Regions from separate parts of the Mus musculus genome. Here regions 1, 2 and 4 are each linked to region 3. Evidence: chromatin loops called from intact Hi-C (ENCODE). Cell type or tissue: heart. All regions are shown on one strand. Region 1 has its middle 18 kb from the start of Grxcr1. Region 2 overlaps Atp8a1 (ATPase, aminophospholipid transporter (APLT), class I, type 8A, member 1). Region 3 holds the start of Atp8a1 (ATPase, aminophospholipid transporter (APLT), class I, type 8A, member 1). Region 4 overlaps Atp8a1 (ATPase, aminophospholipid transporter (APLT), class I, type 8A, member 1).

Region 1 (8,000 bases), 170 kb after region 3:
TATGCCCTTCAAAGATGGGTCTCTTATGATTTAACTTCCTGTCTCTAGCCCTACCTCCTAAAGATTCAAGCATCATACAGTAGTGCTACAATGAAGGCTGTTTTATTGTGGATATGAACTGAACAACACGTCCATATATTCACGATGTATTTTCATTACATTTACACCCTCTTTCACTCTACTCTCCTTTCTCCTCTTATCTTTTCCTAACACTCTCATTAGGTGGAGAGACTTGACTTTGGGGAGACCTTTAAGGTCTAAATCATAATTAGGGTCATTCCTAGGAAGTTTATACACAACAACCAGGAAAAGTAAAAATGACAACAACAACAACAACAACAACAACTCTAAACCTTTAGATCATATGGGGATATTTCAGGTACATGGCTTACGATCTCTCCCCCTTTCTCCTACTTTCTACATTTTTATGTCTTAATTTTATAGAGAAGTGTATAAAAATTCCTCAAAACTGTTTGCTTCAGTTCAAAATGGAATTTTTTGGGGGTGGGTGGCTGTCAAGGTTGGGCTACAGGTCTGCTTCCATACTGATGCTGTGATACTCATTCAACTGCCATGTTTTCCTTTGTCATTATTTTCTTTATTTATTGTCACTTTGCTCCACATGCTACATGTGATCTGGGGAGCTTCAGTTTTCTGAGGTTCAGCTTTGAGTTTTGAGCTTGTGCCCCCCCCCTTTTTTTGAGACTATAGGATATAGAATAAGACTCAGTACAAATGAGTGAACCTCGTCCATCAGGCAGCCGAGGGCAAAACTCCAGTAAGCACTGACTGCATCCACGTACCATGCTGTTGGCCGTGTCCAGGTAACTGGGATTTTACTTTTCTTACATCAATCCCTGCTGTTCCTGGGTCTTGACTCTGAACCGTCACATACCCTCTATGGTCCCCAAAACTGCTACTCGTTGCTTAGCCTTTTCTAGATCTTTCCTTACCATCATGATGGGCACATGACAGAGTCCCTACCTGAAGGGCGGTTTCTGAGAATCCTGCTCAGACCAGTCCCTTACCTCAACCTAGCCTTGTGTTGAACACAACCCATGCCTGACTTATCTGCTATGGGGCCTTATCTGCTTCACCCCTCCTTGAACACAAGTGCTCATTTGAAAGTCAGGTCTGAATTTGTCACAGTGCTCCCTGACCCTCTGTCCTGATGCCACTGTCCCTGACTCTCTCTCCTGCATGTCCCCTTTGCTCTCATTTTCTTAATTAGCCTATTTCTTTCTACCAGCATGACTGCATGACTCTCTGTTTAGGACTCGATCGTTTCCTTTCTCTTGATTAGGTTTTATTTTAGTCTTTCCTTCCCAAATAAAACAGTGGCTTTGAATTGTAATTAGAGAGGCGAAGGCAAATACATAGGTAACTTTGCCAAGCCAGATGCTCTAGAGACCAGCAGGTGTGCTACGGACAGGAGAATAATGGAGGAGCAGGTGCCCAGTACTTATCAGGGGAAAAGACTGGGAACGAAAGCCCTCAATGATACTGGTGCTCTCAATAGGCCATGTAGTCAACAATGTACAGAGCACATCAATAAAAATAATTGCAATTTAAGATTTAATTGAAGAGTGTAAATATGATCTTGTAGGTCATCGTGAGGCATGGTAGCATGGGGCAGTGTTAAGGGAAAAATGTGTCCGTTGAAACACAGTTTTAATTTGCAAAGTCTCCCTAATTATCCATATGGCTTCCTTGACTTTCTTCTTTGAGAATGGAAACAATGGAGTATTATTTCTGAGCTCCCTTCTCCTTCCTTCTCTGAGCTTTGCCCATATCTCATTCCTACAATTGGCCCAGCAGTATAACAGATCCAACCAATTGCTCTTTCTATTCCTTTAAAGGAGTATAAATATCCTAGAAGTTGTAGGAATGTTATAGTTGTTGAGACATGATGTTTCTTAAAACAAATTAGTAGTCATCACTGCAAAATGTTGAACCTCTTGCTTCCTAAGGACATCCACCAATACCACAGCCAGATCTGTAAAGGACATGCCACTGTCAAGTACATGTTGGCTGCCTTTCTACTCCCAGGAATTTTATTTGTTCCTATGTGATCTTCCAGCGGGTTCATAAGAGACATGAAAATGAAAACTTTCCACTGCACAGGACTGAGGGCGCATAGTTCACCACACACGGAAACACAAAAGATAAGAGGCTTTTTATATTTTCCAGAAATAGAACAAGGGGTTTCATTCAGCCAGAAATGAGAGAGAGAGAGAGAGAGAGAGAGAGAGAGAGAGAGAGAGAGAGAGAGAGCAACATTGGGAAATTGGGTTTTCATTTCTGATATCCCAACATTCTAAAGCGAGGCTGCAGGAATTCGTTTTGCATGTCAATTCTTATTTTGATAACTTTGAGCAATACTTTTAATGTTTCTGTGCCTTGGTTTCCTCATGTGTAAAATTGGGAATATATTTTATACTGTGCAGGTTTGTTTTAAGGGCTGAAAGAAGTAACACACAGGACACTTCTTAGTAAACAGTCATAATAAATATCATCAACACTGTTATTTATAAAGCATCCAAAAATGGAAGTAGCCTGACTAGAATGGAGTGCCTCACTCCAAATAATTTATACACAGCCAGATTCTTGTATTCAAATATGATTTCATAATTGGATATTGTAAATCTTGGCTTCTGAAAGACTACAAGTTTACAGGCCAAAAAAAAAAAAAAAAAAAAAATTCAGCTTTCAAAACAGCAAACGTTCAAACCCTCTAAATAGGCCACAAAAATAGGCTCTACTTGTCTGTCTTCCCAGGCCAAAAAGCAACTTATCAGTTGTATGTTCCAGTGCTGGTATCATTTGTGAAACAGCAGCAGCAGCAGCAACAACAACAGCCAACAACTAGAGATTTATCCATCTCTATTCTCTCTATGCCAGTGGTTCGTTGAGGGCAGGAGCTTAAGGAATTTTGAATCCTGATTGCTTAGCAGGACATGGGAGCTAGACATTGGATTTAATCCACTGTGGAGACAATGAGTAACACCAGTGTTCTGAGGAAGGAGCAGTAGATGTACCCGAGGGAATTCTAATCACACCTATAAGAAAACAGGGAAGGGAAGCATGTGGGAATTCTAAAGCACCAGAAGGAGCTGGGCTAAGAACTACTTCAGGAGAAACTTAAGATAAATTACATAAGTGCCTCTCGGTCAGGGATGCACTGCCCCCTGGGGGTCATTCTGGAAACTGCTGCATGCTGTTGCTTACGTGGTAGGTGGCTGTGGTTGGTGGTGTCATTAAGGGAAGCCCTGTCCAGGGATTTTTAGGTGTCTCATCGTATGTCTGGATCAGCTGTAATGTAAATTTTGTTATCACACATCAATCCTGTCAGTTTCCAGAACTTGACTTTTGTTTAAGAGTTGTGGAGAAGAAACTGTAGGATGATTGGGCTGTCTCTATGGGGGTGGAACTTACAGCTATCCGTTTTCTTTCAGAATAGTAAAGGGGGTATAAAATAATCGAATTATAAGGGAGATCATGCTGTGCTACAGTTGGTACAGTTTAAGAAAGACTTTTAAGTAACCATATTTTAGGAATCGCTGACTGAATTACAACCTAGCCTTGCTGAATGAAATGGTTCTCAGAGGTTAGAGCTCATTCATAAAATATTAAATGTACCATTAAGGCGATTCAGCTCCATCTGCTTCTATGACAAGGGGTTGCTCTCAGGGCCATGGCTGCTCTCTTGATATGAGAATGTCATTGAGGTCTTTACAATATGAATCATAAAGACAAGTCTTAAAAAGCCAGATGAGCCCGCACGCCATCAGAGAAGGGTTTTGCCTCTTTCCATTTCCCATAAAAGGCCAGCTGCATCACGTTCTACAACTGAAGAACATTCATGTGCTCACCAGGTGCCAGAGCCCAAAAATCGGAAGTGGAGAAAGATGGAACAAAATATTTCACCAACAGAGGGGACGGAGGAAGGAAGGAGGCAATTAGAATGGGAGAGAGAGAAGGGAAAATATCCCATGGAAACACTTTGATGGGGGGTGAAAGTAACCATGGAACTTTATGAAACTGCTAGTCAGAAGAGCATAAGAAATGGATGTTAATCTTTCAAATGTTTTAGGGGAGCTCACTAGTCTACTTTCATCCCTTTGGATTTTTTGACCTATGCTTTTTCATGCTTTAGAAAATATAGAAGTCAAAGCTGGTTTGTAGATTTGTGATACACCTAGATCTTATAATTGAGAGGGAGGTTCTCAACAGAGGAGCTGGGCTGAGGTGGGGACTCTGAATGTAGGAAGAAGACACCAGTGATGTTTCCAAGGAAGCATAGGTGATGTTCTGGTGTTGGTAGCCCTATTGAGAGAGATGGAGATTGTGGCAGCAGTGCAGAAGATGGGAAAGATGAGCATTTGTGACAGGATCCCATTTAAAAGCAATGACCACTCAACACATAAGAGCAAGCAAAACTCCCAAAGTAGTCTAAACCATCACCATCATTTCACTCAAATGCTTCATCTACTTAAATTCAATCTATCATACTTACTAGTTCCAGAAAGATAGTACGCTTGCATTGGAATTTTGGTGCAGTTTGGTAATAGGAAGGAGCAACTACTTTGATGAATTTTTCCCTGGCACCTCAGAGGTTGATTGGAAGCCACATGAAGCTTCAAACGAGTTCAAGTATACAGGGATATAAAGTTCAGCAACATAAGGCAGGGCATAATACCAAGTCTTGAGAAGAGCCAAGAATCAAGACAGCTATTTCCTCCGTCTCAGTCTGCCTTTGAAGAGCCTAGAATTGCTATGTTCTATTTCTCTGTAATCTGAGTTCGAGATTGTATTCCCATTGCTCAGTCACTCAAGCTGTTAGCCAGACTCGGGGAGGAGAAGAGTGGTTCAGGTGAGCAGCTCAAAACACACCTGCTGAGGGCTGCAGATGAAGCTCTCCACTGAATAGGCTGTAAAAAGTGCATCGCATAGGTGAGTGTATGTTTCTGCTTGTTCACGAGTGTGGGTGGGAGTATATGTGAATCACGGCACATATGCACTGTGTAGAGGTCAGAGGACCTTTGAGTGCCGATCTACACCTTCCATCTTGTTTTAGACAGGGTCACTTCACCTCTGTGTGTTATCGGGCACACAGCATCTGGAGCTTCGCCTGTTTCCAGCTCTCCTCTCTTTTCTTGTAGGAAGTGCATTACGATGACAGATCCACGCTGCTGTGGCTGGCTTTTAAATTGGTTCTGTGTATCCAAACTCAGAGAATCAGGTTTGAATGAAAAGTACTTTTACTCATCTAGACACATCCCCCATCTTTTTATAGGGTCTTTGGAATTTTAGAACTTAGAAAATGGAGCTATACCTCCATGGCTGTTGGTTCTCCTAGGAATGCCAACTCAAGGACAGTTTCTGGGTGTGTGTGATTTATGCTGTCTCTGCTCCCAGGTAACAACAATGTGTTTCTACAACCCCTCTGCCCATTTTAGCTCCACGATAAAGATACAATGAAGAAACCTGGAATTTTTATTTACAAGCTTCCAGGACAAACTGCTGAGAATTTCTGAACTATTCTATCCCAATCAGTTGTGATAGATAGAAATTTTTACACAACATTGAGATCACAGATTCTTTTTGTTTAATTTAATTTTTTTAATTAGGTATTTTCTTCATTTACATTTCAAATGCTATCCCCAAAGTCCCCCAGACTCTACCCACCCTACTCCCCTACCCACCCACTCCCACTTCTTGGCCATGGCATTTCCCCGTACTGAGGGATATAAAGTTTGCAAGACCAAGGGACCTCTCTTTCCAATGATGGCAGACAAGGCCATCTTCTGATACTTATGCAGCTACAGACACGAGCTCCGGGGTACTGGTTAGTTCATATTGTTGTTCCACCTATAGGGTTGCAGATCTGCCCCCAGTTCCTTGGGTACTTTCTCTAGCTCCTCCATTGGGGGCCCTGTGATCCATCCAATAGCTGACTGTGAGCATCCACTTCTGTGTTTGCTAGGCCCCGACATAGTCTCACAAGAGACAGCTATATCAGGGTCCTTTCAGCAAAATCTTGCCAGTGTATGCAATGGTGTCAGCGTTTGGAGGCTGATTATGGGATGGATCCCTGGATATGGCAGTCTCTAGATGGTCCATCCTTTTGTCTCCGCTCCAAACTTTGTCTCTGTAACTCCTTCCATGGGTGTTTTGTTCCCAATTCTAAGAAGGGGCAAAGTGTCCACACTTTGGTCTTCGTTCTTTTTCAGTTTCATGTGTTTTGCAAATTGTAACTATATCTTGGGTATTCTAAGTTTCTGTGCTAATATCCACTTATCAGTGAGTACATATCATTTGAGTTCTTTTGTGATTGGGTTACCTCACTCAGATTAATGGCCTCCAGGTCCAACCATTTGCCTAGGAATTTCATAAATTCATTCCTTTTAATAGCTGAGTAGTACTCCATTGTGTAAATGTATCACATTTTCTGTATCCATTCCTCTGTTAAGGGGCATCTGGGTTCTTTCCAGCTTCTGGCTATTAAAAATAAGGCTGCTATGAACATAGTGGAGCATGTTTCTTCCTTACTAGTTGGGACATGTTCTGGATATATGCCCAGGAGAGGTATTGCAGGATCCTCCTGTAGTACCATGTCCAATTTTCTGAGGAACTGCCAGACTGATTTCCAGAGTGGTTGTACAAGCTTGCAATCCCACCAACAATGGAGGAGTGTTCCTCTTTCTTCACATCCTCACCAGCATCTGCTGTCACCTGAATTTTTGATCTTAGCCATTCTGACTGGTGTGAGATGGAATCTCAGGGTTGTTTTGATTTGCATTTCCCTGATGATTAAGGATGCTGAACATTTTTTCAGGTGTTTCTCAGCCATTCGGTATTTCTCAGGTAAGAATTCTTTGCTTAGCTCTGAGCCCCGTTTTTTTTAAGCCATAAAATAAAACACTTTTCAGATACATTGTGCAACATTAGGTAGGCAGAATACAGAGCAGTGCATAGCAACTATAGAGCTCACGTCTCAGCTGATGGTCTTCTTATTCTCCTCTTCCTTCTCCTCCTCCTCCTTCCTCTTCCTCCTCTCCTCCTCCTCCTCCTCCCTCTTCCTCCTCTTTCTTCCTCCTCCTCCTCCTCCTGAGCCCCATTTTTTAATGGGGTTATTTGATTTTCTGGAGTCCACTTTCTTGGCTTCTTTATATATATTAGATATTAGTCCCCTATCTGATTTAGGATAGGTAAAGATTCTTTCCCAATCTGTTGGTGGCCTTTTTGTCTTATTGTCTTATTGACAGTGTATTTTTCCTTACAGAAGCTTTGCAGTTTTATGAGGTCCCATTTGTTGATTCTTGATCTTACAGCACAAACCATTGCTCGTCTATTCAGGAATTTTTCCCCTGTGCCCATATCTTTGAGGCTTTTCCCCACTTTCTCCTCTATAAGTTTCAGTGTCTCTGGTTTTATGTGGAGTTCCTTGATCCACTTAGATTTGACCTTAGTACAAGGAGATAGGAATGAATCAATTCGCATTCTTCCACATGATAACCACCAGTTGTGCCAGCACCATTTGTTGAAAATGCTGTCTTTTTCCCACTGGATGGTTTTAGCTCCCTTGTCAAAGATCAAGTGACCATAGGTGTGTGGGTTCATTTCTGGGTCTTCAATTTTATTTCATTGGTCTACTTGTCTGTCGATATACCAGTACCATGCAGTTTTTATCATAATTGCTCTGTGGTACAGCTTTAGGTCAGGCATGGTAATTCTCCCAGAGGTTTTTTTATCCTTGAGAAGATTTTTGCTATCGTAGGTTTTTTGTTATTCCATATGAATTTGCAGATTGCCCTTTCTAATTCTTTGAAGAATTGAGTTGGAATTTTGATGGGGATTGCATTGAATCTGTAGATTGCTTTTGGCAAGATAGCCATTTTTACAGTGTTGATCCTGCCAATCCATGAGCATGGGAGATCTTTCCATCTTCTGCGATCTTCTTTAATTTCTTTCTTCAGAGTCTTGAAGTTTTTATCATA
Region 2 (8,000 bases), 70 kb before region 3:
ATGAAAAGAGACAAAAGGGCAGGAATATAATATTGATCTGGTTTGTTCAGAGCGGCCTAAGTAATATTTGTAAATGGTCTAGGCCAGTGGTTCTCAACCTGTGGGCCATGACCTCTTGGGATTGAATGACCCTTTTAATAGGGGTCACCTAAGACCACTGGAAAACACAAATATTTACATTGTAATCCATAACAGTAGCAAAGTTGCAGCTATGAAGTAGCAACAAAAAAATAATCGTATGGTTGAGGGTCACCTCAATGAGAGGAACTATATTAAAGGACCAAAGAACTAGCCACAGGCTATTTATTTGCCCATAAAGAATAATAGTTCAGAGTCCTGGGATATCACTGAAAACATCCAACTGCCAGACTGAGAGGAGCATGGGAATGTCATAGATTACACTGCGTGAACAGAGCCAGTCACAGTACTGGGAGGGTTAAGAACCACTCGTCTAGACACCTAGAACTCAAGTGTATACTAAATTCTAGTTAAATGGGTATGGGAAGTTAAGGAAGTGGTAGGAAAGATGAGAATCAGTTAGCAGAAACCAGTGACTACACATGATAGCATGGCCTAGGGAAAAACCATAAACAGAGGAGATAAAAACTTATCTGGCTATTGTGGTACAGTCTGAACTCCTCCGGGCATCTAGACATCAAAGGACTGGACTGCGGCCATGGGCTTGGGACAGGAAAGTTCATGGCAGGAGATTCAGCCAAAGAACCAGCCACAGGCTATTTACACATAAAGAATATTCTAGAGTCCTGGGATATCACTGAAAACATCCAGCTCCCAGAGTGACAGGAACATGGGACTGTCTTTGATGACAGTACATGAATTAGAGTCAGGATTCAGCATCCTTACAAAGGATATGTATGAGTTGAAATATAGACATGCTTAAAACTATTGCTGAAAGTCAGTATCTAGAACAGGAGACAACCTTGTGTCAGCAGATGTAGTAGGCACTCAGTGGCACAGGATGACACAGAGAATGGGAGTTTACATACCCATGGCCATCAAGCCTTATGTTCCCAACAAAATCGTAGAGATGTCGGTTTGGACTTTCACACTCGATTCTGCCAGAAATTCTCATCAAACTGTCAATGTCTTTGATATCCGATGTTGCCGGTAAGCCCTGTTGGCACATTCCCAAATAAACACAGTATTTTAAGTAAGCATTATGAGGGTAGGGTACTTTCTAAGCTCTTAGACAGATAAGGATTAGCACCATTCTGCAAGTAATTCTTTCCCCTTACATAATACTGTCAAACTGTAATTTATGGGTACCTTTCTTCTCCATGTGAGCACAGACTTTTAGCACAAAATAATACAACTTTTATAAAAGTTCTAAAGCATTCAGCGCATCACTTCTAAAGCTAAAGTCAATACTGGCTGCTGTACGGTTTCTGTCTCCTAAGTCTAAAGGAGGTGGTGAAACACAGTAGAGTTTGCATTCAAAGAAAAAGTTTTGTCTTCCTTCCTCCTTTTCTCCTTCTCTTACTCCATCCTGTCTTGAGAGGGAGAGAGCTTCGGAGGAGTCCTTCCCTCAGCTGGAAGTGACTGGCAGTGAGGACATCCACCTTAGCCATCTAAGCTTAGCTCCCTCCTAATGATCCAGTTCTACCGCCGCCAAAACACCTCACTGGAATTGATGTCAACCATCAAGAAGCCAAGGGTATGTATTTAAAATAAATGCCCCTTTTAAAACTTTATCAAGAAAATGTTACTGTTGTTTTCTGTTGAACATAATATGAAAAACCCAATATAGAAATATGAAGTAATTTATATCCCCACATTTATATAAATGTGTTTCTAAAGTGCAATGGACATTTTGGCTGTTCGGTATGGCAAACCCAATGCTAACTGGGGCCAAGAAAAACAAATAAGTGAACATGTCAAAGAACTTAGAACACCAGGTACGGGATAATTCCAGGGCTCACAGAGGCAGGTAGATCTCTGTGAGTTTGAGGCCATTGATCTATCTATATAGTGAATCCAGGCCAACGAGGACACACTTGGATTCATACTCTCTCTGTGTTTCCGTCTGTCTTTCTCTTTGCCTCTCTGTTTCTGTTTCTCTCTCTCTCTCTCTAAAACACACACACACACACACACACACAAACACACACATACACATACACACACTAACAAATACTACTACTACTATTATCATTTCAAGCATTGGCTATTATACAGATTAACTAGAATATTGTAAGTAATATTTCACAGTGGAACATACTCAACCAGCAAACTAAATCTGAGTCCCACACTACTTAATTCTAAGCAGTTTACAAACTATTTTTCACAATGGTTCAAAGAGAAAATAGTTGTATTCAGACAGAATCCCTTTTAGACAGAGGCTTCTAAACACATATCACGGAACTGTGACTACGAGCTGATATATAGAACTTACTTGTCTAATTTTCAAGTTTGTTTCACCATCTAAGTTGGATGTCTCGATGTAGCACATGGCCTGGGGCTCACTGTTGTTCATAATTGAAAAACAAAGATTTAGTTGGGAAAGGAAAGGAAGAGACCAGCTTACTTAAGTGCTCAGACTCACCGAAGCCATTTATTCTAGACAAAGCTACAGCCACCTAGCCTCTTGATGGGTTTCACTCTAATGGCAAGACAGCGTGAGGCACAACTCATGCACGGCACTCATGGATCAGCCTTCCAGCCAGAAGACCCCCAAAAGCCACTTCCTGACAGCACTCAGTAATGGTCTTCAAGATATCATCATAAAGAGCCACCCTATTTTAAAACCGCTTATCCATGTAGGCACAACACAGACTGTTTCTGCCAGTGTAAAGCAGGTCTGCGTCCAGACTTATCTCCAGCTCAGAAATGTCCTGTTTCATGCTCATGGCCCACATGTAAATTGGTTATGCAAAATGGTTGATTAAAAACTTCCAGACTGCTCCATCTACAAGCTTGTACTTATTATTTTAGCCTTTTAGCTTTGGTCACAAGATCGCATAGACCACGTGATAGTAAAAACTCAAGGCTGTTTTTAAAGGATGGATTTTACAATGAAAGTGGACATTACACTTTATATTTTTAGTATTAAAAAAAAACTTGATTGAGAGGTGTGTGTGTATGTGTTCATGCATGTTATTTGTGGCCTGGTACATGTGTGTGGAGTAGCACACATACAGATGTGTGGAGGTGAGAATATAAGCTGAGATGTGGGTTTCTCAGGTGCTGTCCATATATTTTTGAGGCAAGGTTTCTCATTGGCCTTGAATTCGCAGAGTAGACCAGGGCTGACTGGTCAGTGAGCTCAATGGGTCTGCCGGTGTCTGTCTCCTTAGCAGTGGGTTTACAAGTGCAACACCACAAGTGGGCTTTTTTTTTCATGCAGGGTCTCAGGGACTGGACTCAGGTCATCATGTATATAAGCAAGCACTATTCAAACTGGTCCATCAACCCAGCCTGACCGAGAAGCAAATAGCAGTCCACCTGGCCATATTGCTCCTTGTCCTAAAGCAGCTGCATCTGAGGTTTGAAGTGAACTCTAGATGTGTTGACCTGTGGCCTGTGTTCTCCAGTTATATTATAGCCGTCTCACTGTTTTTGTTTGTTTGTTTTTTGTTTCTTGGATGCTACAGATGTATGAGTGTGGCCTGACTGTAAAAAGTTAACCCTTAAATCTATAAAAAAAAAAGCACTCTGAAGATAACCCAAAAAGTATTCTTAACTTAAACCAATCTCATTATCACTTAGCTACATAATATGTAGCCTAGTTTGTTATCGGATAAATAACTATAAATAGAAAAGAAATTTATAAGTTGCAAACACTGGAATTTTTTTTAATCAACCTCCAATTTGTACATGTGCAAACCAGACTGCGCTAAGTGCCAGAAATGAGCATATAAACTTAATTTTGTCCCCTTGAAATTAACAAAAGCTTTACTTAAAGACTTAGACATCAATCAAATTTTATAGATTAATTTTAAAGTCACCTCACACATTCCAAGGTTTCCCTACGAGCTTTCTTTCACCTAGGCTGCTATTTCCCAATCAGAGAAATCTTTCCATATTAATATTTTCAGTCTCAACTATTCACCCCAAAATATTTTCAACTCACGGTCACAATAGTTATTCTCACTCTGGCAGCTGCCCAACTTTATAATTTCCACATAGTCATTGGAAAGGCTGTAAAACACATTTCTCTGCTAACAAAGAAAAACGGCAACAAATAGAACAGCAACTGAGACTGCCAAGTCTTTAATCTCGGCAGTAAAACTCATTAAAATGTTACTGATAAATATGCTTATCCAAAGCCAGTCTTAGGGTAAAACTTCTAGAAAGAACCTTCTAATACTGCCCTCCACACAAAACAATTTGTATTGAGCTTGAAAGGATTAAGAAATTAGCAAGTTTAAGTGGCTGACTTCCACTTGATGCCAGGCCAATGAAATTCATCCCAATTTGGAACATTCCTAACAATGACTTCAGACAGCTGTGACTGCAGTAGCTCTAAGGGCCCTGAAGAGGCAGCAGAGTCAGTAATCATGCTAGCTCATAAAGACGTCAGCAAGTCATGGTAACACCCAAGACACAAACCACGGTCAGAGGCAAAGCAAGCTTTATGATTAGTAAGTGGAAAAACGAAACAAGATGCACACCACAGGACAGACATCGGCAGACGGCCGACACGGGTCACAGCAATGTGCGTTGGTTCACAAGTTACAGCTGGGATGAAGACGGAGCCCAAAGCATGCAGTATGAAAATATATGACATCCAGCCTCGTGCAGGGGTCCTCTATAAACCCTATACAAGCCCAAATTTTAGTCGCAGTTACTGCAGAAATTCCACAGAACTTGTAAAATAATTTAAAATAGAATAAGAAAGCATCCTTAGAATGGAATCGGTTTTCGATTGATTGTCTCGTGAAAAGCTTAACACTGTTCACATACCGTATCCTGGAGAATTAATAACTAAAGCCTTAAAGGCAAGGCATGTTGTTAAAACATACGTGACTCAATGCACGAGAGATTAAAATCTCTTGGACTCCTATGGAGCGTAATAGGAGTTCAATCTGCCCGGCTGAGAGACAAAGAACATCCAGCAACTATACTCATAAAGCGTCTTTACAGTATTTCCAATTCACATCTAGAAGGATATGCATTTGTGCGTTAGAGAAGGAGAGCCAGCTCAACTGCATTTGGGTGCAGTTGTTCTTTGGTTTAAGGCGAGGACCCGCGTACACACACCCTGTCCCATTCTGAGGCTCTGACCTTGAGGACAGACTGAGGAGATCTGCCGGGAGGTGTTCCCCATTGGTCACCTTCACTATCTCCCCCACTGCCACCTACACGTCCCAGTTTAAAAGAATTAAAATGGGAGGGGGGGGGGAGAAACGAATAACAGAAAAAATAAAAACCAAACAAATGGACAAAAGAGACAGAAGGTTTGAAATCATTATAGAAGAGGATTCATGTTAATAAAAATGTCTAATGCCGATTTTTTTCAAAACTTATTTTGATCAGGCCTGAAGGGAGAAATGAAAATATTTAACATTCAAAGATAAACTCATTTGGTTTTTTTTAAGCCGTCCAATGTTCAATTTCTAAAGTGAAACTTTAAAACATTTTAAAGTTTACATATAAGCATTTATCAAATTAAATAAAAACGTTTTATAGAGTTATTTTATCATACAGATTTCCTTCCCTTAAACTCCTCAATTTGCTGCGAACTTTGTTTACTCCTCGCAAATCAGCAAAGAAATGATTTTAAAACTAATTGTGAGATATTTGAAAAACAAGTATGTCCGGCCCCCTCTCTCATACACTACAAAAGTGACTTTGTTCCAGCTCCAAAACGTTTTTCAAAGTTGACTGCATCCCTATCGTGTTATCTTTAGTGGACGGCTGCACAGACTCCTGTCTTAGGCTGTGAGGGGCCATGACTGCACCAGTTGAAGTGATTTAATAACTAATAAAGTATAAGTAACACGTGGTGGTTCCGAGAGTATAGGAGGGCAAGCCCTTGTATCCAGAGACATATGAAAGTCATACCAAGAATCTGCCTGGATTTGAATGAGAGCCATAGTTGCTCTCTTCCATGTTTCTGCTACATACATGTACTCATGGCTACATGCTAACACTTCAGTTTGCTCATTTCAGATTAAAAGTTAATGAAAAAATAGAACTGGCATGATACTCCTCCTCGAACTTGAAGCTACCTGAAGCTTCCTTTCGAGCTCGCTCCCATGTAGACAAGTAAAGTCAGGAAGCTGATGACGCCATCTTAGAAACTCTCTCGGACAAAGCTGTCGACAAAGGTAACTAAGGACAGAAAGCCAGACTTAAAGAAAACAGTCATTTGTGCTACACAGAGACGCCACATAGGGAAACCAAAACAGCCTGAGTTATTTCAAACGCCGGAATACCTGTTTCTATAAATAGCCAAGGAATGACCCGCCTCCCTGATTATGCATCACTAGCTTGTAAAAAATAATCCAATCATTTTAAATCATGACCTGATTAAATAGATTTTGAAAAAAGGACACTGTCCATATTTTTATGTGGATTTTACAAATCAAACTGTCCAAGGAAATGATGATAAACAACCTCAAGTACATTAAAACACATTTCTTCTTTGTTTATTTCGGAACTAAAATTGTAAGGTTTTAAATTATCCTAAATTTATACAAGGACTAGTGTGGTAGTTTTTAATCCTAAGGCCATATGTTCTGAATACTGATTCACAACTATCTTAAAATGTGAATGCAACAAAAAAATTATCTATATTCAGTAACAGAAAGGACATGAAAGGAAGAATAAAGTACTCAGTCTGGTGGGAAAACTGTCATACGGAAAGGCACAATGACAGTAAGAAATCACCCATCCATTCTCTTGTATCATTTCACTGCGAGGAATAGGAAAGTTAGCGAGAGAGGTGACTGCACATTAAAGGAATTTATTATAAGTGAGGACTGAAAAGAGAAAAAAAAGCAACTGAGCCCAATCCATGGACAGCATCATATAAATGACAGGGACTCATAAACAGAGTGGTCCACACACACCACAGGGATCTGGCTGGAGCCAGAGAAAGAGGCGACTTTCAGTCTGGGTTATGTAGTACCTGTTACTTATTCTATATGGCACACATGAGGCCAATCAGTTTTGTAAATGCTTAATTAAGAATCATGAGAGGTTTTGAAATTCTTCGTTTATTCTTTATTTCCTTGGAGAAATCACAAGGTCAATGCAGGGTAGAGAAACCATCCTCTACACTGTTTGAGCATCAGTAGGTGTCTCTACCTTGACGAGAGAAGGACAGTGTCAGCAGGTATATACTCTTTGCCTTTTATTATAACTATATCTCCAACATTTACCTGAAAGAAAACTGGGAATTGGTTAATTATCTGCATAGAAAGATAGTAAAAAAAAAATATATATATATATATATACACAACCCATTGTATTAATGCACAGAATTTTTTTTTAAAAAGTTCTAATCTTCACAAAATGGCATAAAACTAGAGGTAAATGTATATTTGTTTTTATCTGTTATTTAAGAAAATGTATTGATCAATTCTACATGTTTGATTGACATCTCAACTTCTTAGATGCTCTTGCTTTGGCATAAAAATAAGAAGGAGGAACCCACAGTTAAAACCTCTCCCTACTTAAGGCAGTCTCTGTACAAGTGAAGAAATGATATCTGCGAGCAGTCACTTTAATTTATAATTTAGAAAGGAAGAAAACATCTAAGATTCTATGTTTCTGAGTCACATATTCAGGATGGGTGGAACAGCTGAGACTCAAATACACATCTATCTATCTTGTAGGGTGATTTTTTTCATAACTATGAGACTCTCATTATAATTCAAACAACATAAACTGCAATTTTTCATTATCATATGGTAGCATTTTTCACCCTTGAGTATGGAATGAAGGTAAATTAAAGTTCTGCTGTGGTCAGAAACTATTGGGAGTGATTTGTCAGGGTTCTTATTGCTTTGGGCAAACAGTGAGTCCCCAACTCA
Region 3 (8,000 bases):
ACCCCAGGAGGCACCTGGGTGGGTCCACACCCACAGTTTCTTCAGGGCACCACCTAAGAAGCTTCGTTTTCAGGCACTGGGATCTCATTTCGTAAAGTGAAAATAAAAAACAACAACAAAAGCTATTGATCGAGAACCCTCTCTTCAAAAACAAAGTAGAGAGTGAGTGTGTGTGTGTGTGTGTGTGTGTGTGTCTGCTGTCTGGCTCTTGCCCTTCACTCCCTATAGAGTTCAACCTTTGTGTACCTGTGACACCCCAGACTCCCCTGCCCTGAGGCTTCTGCCCTGGCTGTCCCTCTACCTGCAACACTCTCTCCCCAGGTCTACAGCAAATTAGGAAGGCGAGCCCACCCAGCCTCCTTCATCCTCAGGTCTATTCACCCACTTTACACATCTGGCCTTGGCTGTTTTTCCAACAACTTTTATCAAATAACAAAACTCAACAATCTGACGGGTTTTGCTTTGTTCCTTCTTCATAGCGATGTGCACACTGAGGTACCCCTCACACCTAGGTGGGCTCTTACAGGAACTGGACAGATATGTGCCGAAGAATGCCCATGTAAACTACTCCAAACTCTCTCTGGTTCTCCGTCCCCATTTTCTCTGCACTACTCCATGACCCATCAGCCACAGCGCCTGACCAGCAGAACCCTTCCCCATGCTTCTTGTCTGACCTGACATGGTTCGTTTGGGGTGCCACTTTGTTACAAGGATTTGGCTCCACAGTGGCTGTGGAGGCTGGCAGTGACTGTATATCAGTAGCATGCTTCAGTGAGGAATTAGATTAGGCAAAATCTAAGACCTTTTCCAAATACTCATCAGCTGTGTATCCGAGTGACTCACTTGGCATTGACAGTGCTCTGATCCAGCAGGACTCCACCTGTCCAAACCTACCCCCTCCTCCTTCCGGGGTTTCCCTCAGCCCGTAGCCACATTCCTGAAGTCTCATGTAAGCCTTGCTCATTTTTAACCATTTCCTTCAAGCCATTATGATTACCTTCACCACTTTCCAGCTCTGAAACAGATGGCAATGTCCTTGAAGAGCCTGCTATCTGCAGCTAGCAGCATGACCTTTGAACCTGTCCTAAGTGTGACTGTTCTAGCACCTGGACCTCCTTAATCAGGATCCACATTTAACACGATCCCCTTCTGATCCTCCACACCTGAAGCTGGCACTACAAGTGGGCTCTGCAGTCAGTCCTACCTACTCACTGGCTCATTATTAAGCAAAGACCGAAGTCCTACACTTCCATAGCATGTGTGCCACCCACAGCAAGTCCTGTGTTCAGTTAACAACCTACCCACTAAGAGGATCTGCTGCCCACTTTATTTAAGCCTTTTCTTTACACCTTGGCTGTAAACAACTTTCAAGTGCACAGTAGCTGTGCGTCGGGCCAATCTAGACTGGGGGAACAGAAATCCACACAAGTCGCTTCAAATGAGGAGGAATGCCTTAACCCTGCATAGACTTCTGAATAGCAAACTAGGGCAGGGGGCCTAAGGTCAGGCCTCCATACTAGATCTCTTCCACTGAGGCTCTTTACCCAGTTCCTGCTGCCTAATTTGGTATTACTTTCAGGGCATACTACAGTCATCCATTTTCTCTCCTACTAGCCCCCTTCAATTCTGCCCCCTTTGGCTTCGATTTTCATTCTTCCTCTAACTTTAAGTTCCCCAGTAGTGATATAGTAGCATGGGAAATTATTTATTTATTTATTTATTTATTTTACAAATCCCCAAGGTTACAAACTTGTGACTCGATTGGGGTTGGCTGCCTTTGTGTCAGGCGCCCATCCTGTTCTAATGGAGGCCAGGGTGAGTGCAGTTTAGAATAAGGCCTTATCTAGCAAGAAAGAGCTGTCAAAGGAGATTGTTCCCTCTGAGAGGAACCTGTGGAAGGCCAATCAACAGGCCACGCCCCTCCTCCTCCCTCCCAGCCCCCAGTCCCAGAGATATTATCTGCTGGCTCATATTAAAGTGAAATCAACCAATCCGGAAGAAGGGTCATTCCGGAGGCGGAGGCAGCAGGAGGACCCTGACACCGATGGATACTCAGGGCTGCACAGACTCAGCAGCAGGAGCGCTTGTTTTCTTTCTGAGCCCCTGATACAGTATATCACTGAACTAGCTGTTTCCCTTTGATCAACTCATTGAGCCATTCTGAGCCAGGTCTCCTCAGCCATCCTCCTCCACTTTCAACAGCCTCCAGAAGTGGTGCAAGAGCCCCATAAGGCAATTGTTGTGAAAGCGCTCTGAACACAGGAGGTGCCTACCGCTGCCTCTCCATGCTACTGTATATTCTGTCAAAGTGACAGCAGCTTTACCTTGCCTTTAGATTTCTTTCTCTTCCCTCCCTCCCCCTTAATATATGACCTGCTGGTTGCTAGTATTTAAAAACATCAACTGGCGTGATAAATAATATTTTAACACCAGTTATCCTAACTTTGTTGCTTCTATCATTCAGACTGTGGTTAGTGCATTCATTCATTTTCCTCGAAATTGAAAAAAAAATACGCTTATATACTAAATTCTTAAGATGCAGGTCAGTTTTGATTCCCTTGTCTCTTGCCTACATATTAGAGCCCGGAATTCCTATTTTTCACATGAGGTCCTTACAGCTCTTACTACTCCCGCCCCCAGAAATCCTATTCTCCTTGCTTCTACTCCACCTCCACCACCCCGTTATCATCTATCTCACGGTCAAGATGGGGGCAGGGATGAGAATCAGTGACGGTAACAAGATAGATTATTTCTCAAAATAGTGCCATTCCACAACGTTGAAGGGCAGAGTTACTGGAATGGAAAAACAGACAAACAAAAGAAAGAAAATAAAAGTATACCGTTTCCTTTTTGTCCTAGTAAAACCAAGAGGTGTTTATTGAAAGCCTGCCACACGCCAGACAGGAGGAGAAGGGCTCCTCAATCAGGGTGCACAGCACCATCTCAGTCTTTGCCAAAGCGTCCTAGCCCATAACCTAGGGCATCTGTTGCACACTTCCTACAAGTGGAACCACTCAACAGCTGGCCCTGGGTGGAGCAACAAAAGCAGCATGCACCTTACTCAAGTCAGTTCAGTCGGCCGAAGTGCAGGCTTCAAGCAAAAATGAAAAACAAAAATGAAACCTCAAACTAGAGCCCGGTGAGCCACAGGGGGCAGAAGTGCAGAGACTGGAACGCAGCCTGGTATCCACTGAGCACCCAAACCCAATTAAGGCTCTTCCAGCCTAGAGATGCTGGGAACAGTGGATCAAAGAATCTGCGACGCCTGGGAATGGCAAACCCGCTCTTCGGGAAGCTGTGATGTGGGGGCAACACAATGGTGGGCGCTGGAGATAGTAGGTTGGAGGGATCTATTCATGGGCACGGGTAAACTCACTGGGAACAGGCAGATTGCAAAGATTGTGCGCTGTTGGCGAAGGAGGAGAGCCGGGCGAGTGCTCTGGGAGACAAGGACTGAACAGTCGCGTTGCGGTGTAAAGGAAACCTTGGGGCTCCCGCCAGCGCATAAATTCCGAGGTTTTGGATCCTGGAAAGCATTTGCTAGTGCGCTGAAGGCAGAGCTGGCGGAAGGGTTCACTGGCGATCAGGGGCGACAACCAGACTACTGGGAAAAGGAGGAGGGGGTGTAGATGGGATGAGGTGTCTCTTCCCGGCCACACACACACACACACACACACACACACACTCACGTCAGACCCCAGGCTGCTAGCACCTGCCCCCACGCACTCTGGGCGCACAGCCTCCTGCTGCGGCGGTCACTCACCTTCCGCGCGCGAGCGGATCTCCGACACTGTCCTCCGCATGGTCGGCATCTCGACAGCCCCTGCAGGTGGGTCTCGGGCGGGGACCCTGCACCTGTCACGGCGCCGCGCGGGCGGGAGAGCTGGCTGCGCCGCGCAGAGGGCTCAGCTGCCGCGGGGCCGCGCCTCCCACCCAGGGCAGCGTCGCCGCCAGGAGCCGCCTGGGCACTGGACGGGAGGGGGAAGGCGGCGAAGGAGCTGCGTCCGCAGAGCCGCCTAGGTCTCCCCGCAGTGGCAGAGGAGCGGGCTCGAGGGGCGGAGCCGGGGACGGCGCCGGGGGCGGGGTCTGCGGGGCGCGCGCTCACTCGCTGGCCTCCTGGAGTGGGGCGGGGACAGGGCCGCCGAGCCTCCAGGTCCCGCCCAGTTCGGACCGTACCATCCGCGGGGAGGGGACTTCGATCTAGCATTCTCGGCTTCTCGGCCCACCTCGGCCCTCCTTGAGGCCAGTACAAGTGTCCCAAGCCTTAATAAAAGAGGAAGAGCTTCTTTAGCTCTGAAAGCTCTGGCATCCCCTACAGCCACCTTCTGGCTCTACAATGCGATAGAACCGACCGTCCTCAGCGCCAGGGTGTTGGGTTCGGTGTGGGCAGCTTGAGTCTAAGCCTCTGAGACTCTGTGGGTGACGTCTCTGCTGATGTGGGGGGACCCTGCATTCGCCCTCTGAGTGGAATCCTAGCCTATCTCAACACCCAGCCTGACTCCTGGCCTGAGATGAACGTGAACCCTCTGTAGTAGCAGGCTGTGAGACCTGAAGCCACTGGAACGGTTCCTCTTGTCGTTTTAAGGCTTCCAGCCACACAACCTGCGTGGGTGTGTGAGCCCGTACTTCCCACCAGTTCGTCCTCTGCAACCTGTTAAGGCTCTGAAACTGCAACCAAACCAACTGTTGACCACGTGGTTAACCAAGCAAAAATTATGCTGTTTGTGGTTTCTGCTCCAGAAAGTTCGATGCAGTAGTTTATCCTCAAAGCCTAGTGGGGCGTCGGTATAAAATCCATAAAGATGTTAATTACAAGTCGTTATGTCCTAGAGACCAGCACGACCTCAGTGCCTTTTATTTTGTGTAGTAAAATCCAATCTAACAAGTCGAAACAAATGCAGTATTTTTAATTTGTTCCCGATTTCAGCCTCGAGATAGGATGAGGGGAGCTTTGTGTCTAGCAAGCTCCTGAGCAGGGTAAGAAAGGAATAAAGGTAAAAGGTACTGGCTTCGTGTACTGTTCTTCTGGGCACCTAGCGGAAAGAGCCTGTAGCAAGGCTTTTTATTAGTATTCCTTTGAGATCCAGAAAGGAGAGATGGGTAGAGGGTGAACGAGAGAGAGAGAGAGAGAGAGAGAGAGAGAGAGAGAGAGAGAGAGAGAGAGATATGACTGCAACTCGAGCATAAGGAAAAAGACAAATAAATAAAATCCGCTAATAGCATCTTCTCTCCATTCGTGATAGTTCCTCTACTTCCCGGAAGATCTCATTCACTAATCAGAGTTCTACCTCACTCACTCACATTAATACCCAGGCGGTCAATACATATTTATGAGGAACCCTCTCCACTTGTCTCTTATTCAGTGGTTGGGATCAGAACAAAGGAAACATATTATTTCCAGTGTGCTTGGAATCTCCTTAGGTTAGAGCAGACTCAAACGTAAATGTGTCTGTGCCAGCGATAGCCATAATTTAAAACCGTAGTCCTTTGAAAAAAAAAAGAAAATGAATACAGCCTTATCAAGACTGTCATCGCTGGCGGCTTTTACTCCTCCTAGGCTCCATAATCTCGTGTGTGTGTGTGTGTGGGGGGGGGGGGACCAGGCTTCCTCTTGATGGATATAAATGAGTCTGAAACCAAGTGGAAGACTAAGAACCAAGGGGCAGGGAAAATCAGCTTAAAAGTAAGCAAACAAATGTAGGAGTGGGAGTGGTTTTCGGATTAAGATTTTACATGAGATTTTTATGAACCCAAAAATGATCTGTTTGATTTATGAACAATCCCTTCTGTAACTGTTATGAGCCTTTCAGTGAGATTCACGTCTGCTTACTATAATAACCATCTAACGTGAGTTCCAATGGTACCTGTTTTCTGTAGTGCCACCTGACATGTGTGCATCAGCCAAGTTGACAACCTAGGTCATTCAGATAGGAAATGAAAACAGTTTCTCATACAGACAAGATGGCAAGATGCAGCTTGTGGCTTCCCCCTGGCTCTTTCCCACATGCTCCTGTCACAGAATCCATATTGGCAGGAGTACCATAGCTCCTTGGTTTCTGAAAATCTGCTCCCCCACGGTTGTTAGAAAGTCATCCATTTTCATGGTTCAGCACTGTAATTGAGGTTGAGAAGTGCACTAATCTGCATCAGCTTGGTATCAGAGCTCAGAGATCTCACCTTCCATTGTGTGAGACGTGTATCCTGCCAGCCCCTGGCAGGAAACTCTGGTTCTAGCAACATGACCTTGTTACAGAATCTGCAGTTGAATGCAGATGTCAGCAAGCCATTTAAACATTTTCAGGTCCTGTGACTACTTTGCCTGCTGACCCGACTAAGAAGGAAGCAGGCTATTTAAGGACAGCCGCCTTAAGGATAACTTTTTATCATTATGCAGAAAATATACATTAAGTTCACGTTAGGGCCTGGGCCCGAGTGCTAGGCTTAGAAGGCAGTGGGGGAAAAAAGCTAGCTATCAATACAAGATGGCTGACATTCCATTCCAGCTAGACAAGAAGCAACAAGTATAGGCCAGTAAGACACTAACTCTACAACAGTCAAACAAAAAGATTGTCTAGACAGTGAGATGCTTTGTTTGTTTGTTTGTTTGGAAACAGGGTTTCTCTGTGTAGCCCTGGCTGTCCTGGAACTCACTCTGTAGACCAGGCTGGCCTTGAACTCAGAAATCTGCCTGTCTCTGCCTCCCAAGTGCTGGGATTAAAGGCATGCACCACCACTGCCCGGCTCAATTACAGAGTCTTAATTATCAATCTAAGGACACCATGGGCCTTCTAAATTAGGTTAGGAACTCCAGCTGTGCCCACTCCTAGTCATCTTTATGGTAGTGTCCCCTGGACTCCCTTCTCGTTACCAACTACATTGTGCTCCAAGATAATGAATGCTCATCACTTTCTCAGGAACCGCCCCAGAGGAGCTAAGGGGAAATTCTTCCCTTAATTCTAATTTTAATTAGGATGGTTTGTGTTATTGAGTAACCGCAGAAAACCAGAGTGATGCAAACATACCCACTCTGATCTACTACTCTAGGAAAAAAAAAAATGGAATGTGCTGGGTAGTTTTATGTCACCTTGACCCAAGCTAAAGCCATCTGAGAGGAGGGGAGCTCAATTAAGAAAATGCCTCCATAAGATCAGGCTGTAGGCAGGCCTAGAAGGCATTTTTTTAATTAGTGATGGATGGAGGAGGGCCCAGCCCATTGCGGGTGGTATCATCCCTGGGATGGTGGTTCTGGATTCTATAAAAAAGGATGTGGACCCCATAGAACTTGATTGGCACAAGGAATCAGCTGTATTTAAACTTCAACATCAGGGATGAGGGCTGTGTTCTCCTACGTGGGTTAACAACAAAATGTTGTTGTGGGAGCGGGAAAAGTGAGTTGACCCCCCCCCCCCCCGTGTGTGCTCTCATATGCCCTTGACCCTCTGCTGTGTAGTAACAGAACAGAGGGCTTTCATTAGATCTCATTGCCTTAGTGCTAGATTTCCCAACCACTAAAGATATAAGAAACTAGTCTCTGAGCTTCATTAATCACCCAGTCGAGCATCTTCTGTTACAGCCGTGGATAATGGACTTTCAGAACAGTAAACACCATAAAAGGAGAAAGAAAGAAAAAAAGGTACAAAGGAATGGCATTGCTGGGTGTAAGAACTTGCCATGCCAGACAATTAGAGAAGTCTTTATAGCAGATGATGTAATAAAAGTGAACCATTGCTTCGTACCATATGCTCAAACTCATTCTAAATGGATTCAGGCCCAAGTGTAAAAGTTACAACAACTATAAAACTCTTACAAAAGAAAAAACAAAATGGGAATGTGCTGGGTAGTTTTATGTCACCTTGACCCAAGCTAAAGCCATCTGGGAGGAGGGGAGCTCAATTAAGAAAATGCCTCCATAAGATCAGGTTGTAGGCAGGCCTAGAAGGCATTTTCTTAATTAGTGATTGACAGGGGAGGGCCCAGACCATCCTGGGTGGTGACATCCC
Region 4 (8,000 bases), 49 kb before region 3:
GTAAGTTGCTAAAAAGATTAAAAGTGTTATGTAACACGAGATGAAGTAACACCCTCTGTTCTCTGATGTCAGCTTGGGGCTACCCCTCCGGCTCTGCCATCTAATCTGGTCCTCTTGAATTGACGCCACTGTAGCAGATGTTTGCTACTTCACATGTAAAAATAGCGCGCGGCCACTCTTCTGGTTCCAGTAAACACAGCTACTGTCCCAACTGCCTTCCAGAGTGGTCTTCCAACCCTACTCCTGTCTCCAGACCCTAAGCCTGCTCCCTCGCTCTAATCACCAGGAATCTCTGCCTCTGACAACCAGAGACCGCAGGTACATTCTCTCCACACAAATGTTTCCTGTTGCTTTATGACTGAGGAGGTAATTGGAAAATATGGAGGACTGAAAGAAATTTACATACCTAAAAAGGTTTAAATGCAGTGCTGGTCAATGACATTGTATCTTCCCTCTCCTTCGTTTTTAAAAAATCATTACATTAACTCTTATGTGTATGTACGTCCCTTGAGTGGAGGTCAGAGGTCACCTTATGAGAGTTGGCTCTCTCATTTCACCTTGTAGTTCTGGGTATTGAACTCAGGTCCTCCGGTTTGGTGGCAAGCACCTTACCTACTGAACCATCCCACTGTCCCCTTTTATCATTCTGGAAACAGGCTCTCATTATACAATGTGGGCTGACCCAGAACCTTCTAAGTAGGCTAGGCTGACCTTGAATTCAGACCTGCCTGCTTTGCCTCCTGGCTGCTGGGATTAAATGAAGGTGCCACCACTTTATGTAGTGTAAGATAACCTTGAATTTGTTACAAGTGGAGACTGGCCTTAAACTTTTTATCCTTTTTGACTCTACCTCCCAAGTACTACCTCCCAAGTACCAGGTTAGCCATGAGCCACCATGCCTGGCTCTCAGTGACACATTTCATCAAGTTGGAAATAAATGTTTCCAGTAAGGCAAATGGGTTCACCAAAGAAAGGCTGCAGCTTTTCCTCACCACAGCACGACTATTCCATGCCGTCAGACTCAAAGATGTTTTATTCTTGAAAAAAATATACATACACATAAATATATATACATACATATATACACATACATACATACACACACACACACATATATATGTATACACACACACATACATACATATGTTTTATACCTGACAATGATATTAAGGTCAAAACACAGAGTCAACTGGCTTGTGACAAACACTGAATGGCATGGCTATATGAATGACAATTGGTCAGGCTAGTGAAGCAGGGGAACAGCAAGACATTTCAATGTGTAAGGTGCCTGCCACAAATATCAAGTACCTGAGTTCAATCCACATAGGCTACGTTCACATCAAGGGAAAGGATGCGCTGCTACACAAAAGGGAAGGCCAGGAAAGCACCAGGCACGTCGGCGATGTCTAGGCACAGCTACATGAGGTTCCTGCTACTGCACTAAGACATGGATTTTGAACTTCCCTGATAAATATAAAAATCTTGGTCCCAGGGAAGCCTGGGTAGAAGTTCCCACAGTTTACATCTACTAGGCAATCAAGGCAGACTGTAGCTTGTTCAATCAGGTAAGTTATCAATCTATATACACCCTTAGACTGGTTTTTAAAACACTCTATCTACTAACTACACTTCTCACCCATCAAAATCAGTGTATACTTTTCCCTGGCAAACAATTTCCCAAGCACCATTTCTTAAGCTGCTCTTGGGTGGAGGGTCGAGGAGATTCAGGTGGTTCATGGCACAGTCTAGTCGCTAGCCCATCCTGCTCTGATCTAGGCCAAGGCTCAGACTCACACTGACAGATGCTCCAGAGACAACGCATTATCACAACCCAACCGACAGCTGCACTTAGAGGAAACTCGGGCTTTCTCCTCTGTGCCACGGCCAAGTGACACAGAACTCTTTTTTTTTTTCCATTTTTTATTAGGTATTTAACTCATTTACATTTCCAATGCTATACCAAAAGTCCCCCATATCCACCCACCCCCACTCCCCTGCCCACCCACTCCCCCTTTTTGGCCCTGGTGTTCCCCTGTACTGGGGCATATAAAGTTTGCAAGTCCAATGAGCCTCTCTTTCCAGTGATGGCCGACTAGGCCATCTTTTGATATATATGCAGCTAGAGTCAAGAGCTCCGGGGTACTGGTTAGTTCATAATGTTGTTCCACCTATAGGGTTGCAGATCCCTTTAGCTCCTTGGCTACTTTCTCTAGCTCCTCCATTGGGAGCCCTATGATCCATCCATTAGCTGACTGTGAGCATCCACTTCGACACAGAACTCTTATCTGCATGCCTGTACCCTGCAGGAGCAAGTCCGTGAGTTGTGGTTGTAGTCTGCTTCCACTTCACATCAGACACAGCCAGAGTTCTCCCTCAGGCAGCCACAGCAACACATTCACCACAGCAACCAGCGAAATTTCACTGCACTGACCACAACCCAGACAGACACAAACCGCTTCAACTGTGTCAATTCAGGGAATACTTGATAGTTCAAAGTCTGCACGCGCTTGGCTTAATCAATGTGCATCCTGCCGTTATGTATCGGCACAGTTAAAAGCCGAACTGAATAGAGTATGTTATGAACTTGCAGCGGGATCCGGATTTTCAACACTCGTTCCATGCGTCTTCGGCACCAAAGACCTGGCAGACATGAGGCTGTTCTCATCACCCTTTCCCCCACTTCTTCTGCCCCAGGGGCAGAAATAAAGGAAACACACAGCCTGAGGCTACACACCCTTTAGGCTCTGAGAACAGTACAGAACTTGGTGATGTTAAAAAAAAAAAGAATCAGGCACAACAGGAAACATTTGAGTAAATCAAGGCTTGATCCGCAGCCAAGGACACCTGTCAGTCACAGCTCACTGCTGGCTCCCCTTTGGAACTGGTTCTTGACATCTAGCCCTTAGAACAATTAAAACAAGCACCATCACAGGCAGTGTGCTGGCAAGGGACCAGGAACGGAGCTTTTTAAATCTGTAGTCTCTTCTCAGCTCCATTCCAACTACTTTGGAGAAAGCAGGAAATACTGAAGTGTCCTTTGCCAAGAGACTATTGAGTTTTGTCGGTCCAAAGGTAGCAACACTCCCACCTGGCTTCCTGTGGAGATGATTAATGGCTCTGGGGGAAGGAGAGTAAACCCGAGGCAGGAAAGACTCTTAAATGGCCTCTAGGTGTTCTGACAGCTCATTCTTAGTTTTGTGAGCCTCCTCCACCTTACCCTGTGCCATCCAAACACACCTGCTACAGTTTCTACACAGTCTAATTAGGGTGACTTGCACCGGAGGGCTCAGACATTAAACAAACACCTCAAAGGAGCCCATTTTAACCCAGCGGGATACTGGCTGGCAGCTTTGGTGCAGTGGGTTTCTTCTGTGAAAGGCAAACATTCTTCTAGAGACCTTGGGCCCTTCCTCACCAAAGGCCTGGAGGAGGCCCTGGGAGTCAGACAGGAAGCACTGCAACCTGGCTCCTTTATACGCTCAGGGCTTCCTAGAGAGAAGATGCCACCCATCTCCCGATTTAAAGCAATCTGTCACTAGAAATGTCTCTGAAAGTTATTGGCTATTCTTCCTTCGGCAGCCAGTTACTTCCCAAAGTAGGGAGAAAGAGGCAGATCTTAAAGCGTATCACAGAGAATGGAGTAGAAACACACACGCACACATATACACACACACACAGGAAAGGTAAGTGCGCTTCATTTCCTCTCTGGAAGTAAGCCTTTGAGAGGGATTTTAGGTTACGGTGAATGTTAAGTGCAGCCAAGACCTCTAGACCTGTGTAAATAAAAGAAACCAATGCCCTTATACACCCACCTAGCACACTCTCACTGTAATGACAATTCAAAGGTGGAATCGTCATGTGGCCCAGAAAGACCACACATGTAAGTATTTTGTTTAAACTTGCCTATAAAGGCCAAATTAAATCTTTACGTGTATTGTCAAACCATTGTCTTCTACTGACACAAAGGACAAAGAAAATGTCATCAGTTGATGTCTCTTGGGGTAGACTGTTCATACTGGCAGCAAGTCAGCTGGAAGCATTTCCATAATCTCAATTATAAAACTCTAGAGTGGCCTCCAAAGCCTGTCCCATTGCCAGTCACACAGCAGCGCTGAGATCCCATTCCAGGCATCCAGGGACTCCTGGGTAACCCTAGCAATCTGTGTTTTAAGGAGCCCTTTGAGGGACTCGGAGTCATAACCAAGTTTGAGAGCCAGCACCTTAAAAGTAAATGTACAGAGGAAGTAACAGGACAAGAACATGGGCCAGCAATCCTCTACTCTCAAAACCTCTAGTACCCACAATCCTCTGTTCTCTATACCTCTAGTACCCACAATCCTCTATTCTCAATACCTCTAGTACCCACAATCCTCTACTCTCAAAACCTCTAGTACCCACAATCCTCTGTTCTCAATACCTCTAGTACCCACAATCCTCTACTCTCAAAACCTCTAATACCCACAATCCTCTATTCTCAATACCTCTAGTACCCACAATCCACTACTCTCAAAACCTCTAGTACCCACAATCCTCTACTCTCAATATCTCTAGTACCCAATGGACCATAAGCCATTCATTTTTTTCTTTACCTCATTGAGAAATTTCTTACAAGAAAAAAATCTTCCTGCCTGACCCCACCAATCACTTCACAATTCCTTGGCTTTTGTTTTTAAAGCTCCTCAACTGTTGTTCTGTTAAAAACTGGATATAGATTTAGTTCAGCGCTATGAAGCCCTGTGACTTCTGAAAAGCAGGGTGGGGCGGCTAGCTCAGGCCTGGCCCTCTTTAAGTCAGCACTAAAACTTGGCAGGGTTTCCTTCCTCCACCTCCAGCCCACGGGAATCTAACTACCACAGGTTCCCTTATGTCTTCCTAGTCGTCACCCTAGCTTCAATCCCTAATCAATAAAAAAACAAGGCCATTTCTGTGCCGTGCCTTGCCTTGCCCTATACAGCTGTCAACTTCTAAAAATCATACTGGCAATCTACTCACACCCTTCAACAATTTTTCCAGTCTTCTTACCAGGGTTTTCAAAAGTTCCCCTAACCATGAACCCAACTTGTCTTTATCCATGCTCTTGTTGCTTCTCCAACATACATCTCTGAAGATGTCAAAGCCAATCATTTGCTATTCCCAGGTGTAATCTCACGTCTGCGCACATTCCACAGAGCTGCCCATGGTAGGTAGCCCTTCATCCACAGTTAGTGTCCCAAGCTCTCTGCTCAGTCATTTAACAACCATTCATCATGAAACTCCCAGAAGTCATTTGTGAATTCCACTTCTCTCATTTGGTCCTCAATACACTCTCTGGCTTGTATATCCATCTTCACTTTATCTCCCTTCCCTGGTCATAATGTCCTATTGCGCCCTTCCCTCAGCCTTGAGCAGGCTGCTCAGACCTGGCTTGCCACACTTGCTAGGGTGGAGTCTTCCGACCTAGGTAAAGTCTATTGTCCTGCAGCTTTCCTCCAAGACGCCACCACCTGCTGAGAGGCTGAACCTGTTCTAACACTATCCTGACAAAGCAGGGGATCCTGGCTTGGTGGAGGATGGGTTCCTCCCCTTTATAAGCTCAGACTCTTAAGTAAACACTGGCCTTCATCAGAAAACTTTGTCTTGGCTCTTTATTTCTCTCGCAGCCTTTCCCATGTAAAACCCCATCGTTACTTTCAGGAACCGAGTAAGCCGGCAGCTACATCCTATGGGTCGGGAATGAAGACTGTGTATTTCCGCATAGGCCGTAGCACAGGGGAGGTGCTCAAGACAGACTGATTAGAGGAAAATAACAAATGTCATACATATATTTCAATCACACCTATTTTTCCTAGGAAATCTGGACATGCAGTTCATTTGGGTTAGGCTAACACAGGTAGGAGTACCTGCAAGTGTAACGGGAAAAAAAAAAGAAAAGAAAAAAGGAAGAAAGAAAGACGAAGAAAGGCTAGGGGAGAGAGTTATGCCTACACAGGAAGGAAAGCCAAGAGCTAGGCAAAGCAGCAATTCTGAAGTCAGACCCCTGTCCATTCAACTGTGCTCCTATATGTCCTCAGTGGGCTTTGTCCCTCTGTGTACATCTTTAATTCATAGGAGAAATGAAACACAAGCTGGGCTGTATTTCTCCACAAATAAATACCAACTCCCTATTTAAGGTTATAGTGGAGGATTTCCAATGGGCTCAACTTACACACACTCCTAAGACATTCAAACTGATTTGGAAATATTACCAGCTTTTGAGATGTGTGAGGTTATTCATGTTATCCACATACATAACTCTCAGCCCCGGGAAACAATCCTTTCTAAGGACTGTACACAGGTAAGCTGACATCCATGTAGCAAGGTGCATGTGCAGGCTCACTGGATGCGAGGAGCGCATCGTGCGTGGGGAGCCTGCAGGGAGACAGAAGGTGCTGCTCTCTCTTTTCAATAGGCCCATGAATTGGTGCTATTTTAATCCTTTGTCAGCTCTGAAGTGAACTGAAGCAGATGGACTCTGGCCTGTTAGTGGGTCACTTCAGATTGAATTACCCAAACAACACCTCGATGCCTTTTCTCCAGAGGACTTTAAAAGAGAAGTGGTTTACAGGGCGGGGAAGCAACCACCCACTTCCCGCACTTCAGGCTCCCGTGAGAGTGCTGACAACCACTACCTCTCTTCCACTCTGGAAAAGGCCTCTGTAGCATTAGGAAGGAAATTCTAGGTGGAGGTCCGTTTGTGATGTTTACGGTGTGCCTGGATTCGGGGGACTAGAGAGAGGGCCCATCCATTTAGAGCACTTGTTGCTCTTACAAAGGACCTGGGGTGGTGGTCTACAGTCATCCTAACTCCAGTTTGAGGGAATCCAATGCCTGCTTCAGACCTCCACCGGCATCAGACACAAATGTCTACACAGACGTACATACAGACAAGCCATCCATACACATAAAATAAAATAATAAAATGAATCTTTTTAGAAAAGGGTACCTAGGTTAAAAGAATTTCATGTAGCCTTTTCTACAAAATTAAATTACAGGAAAAAAAGTTCATTAAACAAAGGTATGTTTTTCACAAAATATGCACTATCATAGTAAGAGAAGGTATTATGAAAACTAACTCTAGTAATATTGGCTCTCATCCAACAATAGAACCAAGCCAGGGGGTCAGCAGGAGGCCCTGTCTCGCACACCTCACTTTCTGGACACACACACAGATTCCTGTAGGGAGTATGTCCAAACCTGGGATTTTAAAACAGCATTTCTAGTCATTAGGCAATTATAAATTATTCCAACTACCTTAGTCTGTACCCAAACTCTTTTTCCCAGTCCTCTATGTCATGGTTTTCCATGAGATTCTCATAGCATTCCACAGAAAATGGAGACATAGTTTTATAATTTAAAAAGAGAGCTAGCAGAACCACCATTATGAATTCATATGGAGACTGGCTTCGGTATACAAATTACAGTAACAGTGACAATTGTTGCCACATCACAGAGATGATTTTGGCAAAAACAACCTAGTTCAGGGGAGACAAGGAGAGACCCCCTGCCTTATCTCTCTCTGTGTCTGTCTCTCTCTGTCTCTGTCTGTCTGTCTGTCTGTCTCTGTGTATGTGTGTGTATGTGTGTGCGCGCGCACAATAAAAACTCAGATGGAAAGAAGTCAGAGGTGGTATAGGTAATTTAGACTTGCAAGGAAAAAAACCGAAGCACTCGAGTAGAGCCACATGCTAGGGCTTTGAATAATAGAAGCGATAAGTGGATACTGCGTTCTGTGTTCACAGCAGGCAAAGCCAGGGCAGCAATGATGGTGCAATGGCGGCCAGTGTAGGTAAGAAAGTGTGAGAGCTCTTACCACGCTCATATTTGGTCAGTGCCTGGAAAGCAGCCCAGAACACAATGATGCAAAAACTGCTTGCTTCATCTTGTTCTCACCCCAGATCACGAATTCTCAAGGAAGCTCCTTCACACTCCCAGCTTGTTTTCCCTTTGCTATCTATAGTCAAGTATTCTTCTAGAGAATGGGT

Evidence for each region. A loop is a pair of places that touch in the nucleus more often than their neighbours do. Peaks named below come from ENCODE experiments on the same cell type or tissue, not always from the same donor. Only the 100,000 strongest peaks of a DNase experiment are listed, where the experiment ranks them.
Region 1: it touches region 3 in a loop (5-fold over the local background); 13 of 42 quality-filtered maps call a loop at or near these places.
Region 2: a loop joins it to region 3, with 5 times the contacts of the local background. A loop is called at or near these places in 12 of 42 quality-filtered maps.
Region 4: it touches region 3 in a loop (2.9-fold over the local background); 10 of 42 quality-filtered maps call a loop at or near these places.

Annotation. Positions count from the first base shown.
Region 1 is chr5:68,009,667-68,017,666 of GRCm38, forward strand. No RefSeq gene overlaps it. Among named protein-coding and RNA genes, the nearest start is that of Grxcr1, 18 kb to the right of the region's middle. In heart, a CTCF peak has its summit at 3,200 (motif pointing left); a DNase peak (open chromatin) is centred at 3,195; H3K27me3 peaks cover 248 bases.
Region 2 is chr5:67,773,716-67,781,715 of GRCm38, forward strand. It overlaps Atp8a1 (ATPase, aminophospholipid transporter (APLT), class I, type 8A, member 1), which reads right to left. Exons shown (of 37, transcript NM_001038999.2): 7 at 5,245-5,318; 8 at 2,414-2,483; 9 at 1,008-1,135. Among named protein-coding and RNA genes, the nearest start is that of Gm52816, 53 kb to the right of the region's middle. In heart, a CTCF peak has its summit at 4,484; a DNase peak (open chromatin) is centred at 4,606.
Region 3 is chr5:67,843,399-67,851,398 of GRCm38, forward strand. Atp8a1 (ATPase, aminophospholipid transporter (APLT), class I, type 8A, member 1) reads right to left here and starts at 4,033. Exons shown (of 37, transcript NM_001038999.2): 1 at 3,764-4,033. The coding sequence starts at 3,812. In heart, CTCF peaks have their summits at 3,177, 4,009 and 4,306 (motif pointing left); DNase peaks (open chromatin) are centred at 1,953, 3,083 and 4,083; H3K4me3 peaks cover 3,274 bases; H3K27ac peaks cover 3,560 bases.
Region 4 is chr5:67,794,497-67,802,496 of GRCm38, forward strand. All of the region lies in intron 5 of Atp8a1 (ATPase, aminophospholipid transporter (APLT), class I, type 8A, member 1), which reads right to left. Among named protein-coding and RNA genes, the nearest start is that of Gm52816, 32 kb to the right of the region's middle. In heart, a CTCF peak has its summit at 3,152; DNase peaks (open chromatin) are centred at 135 and 3,015.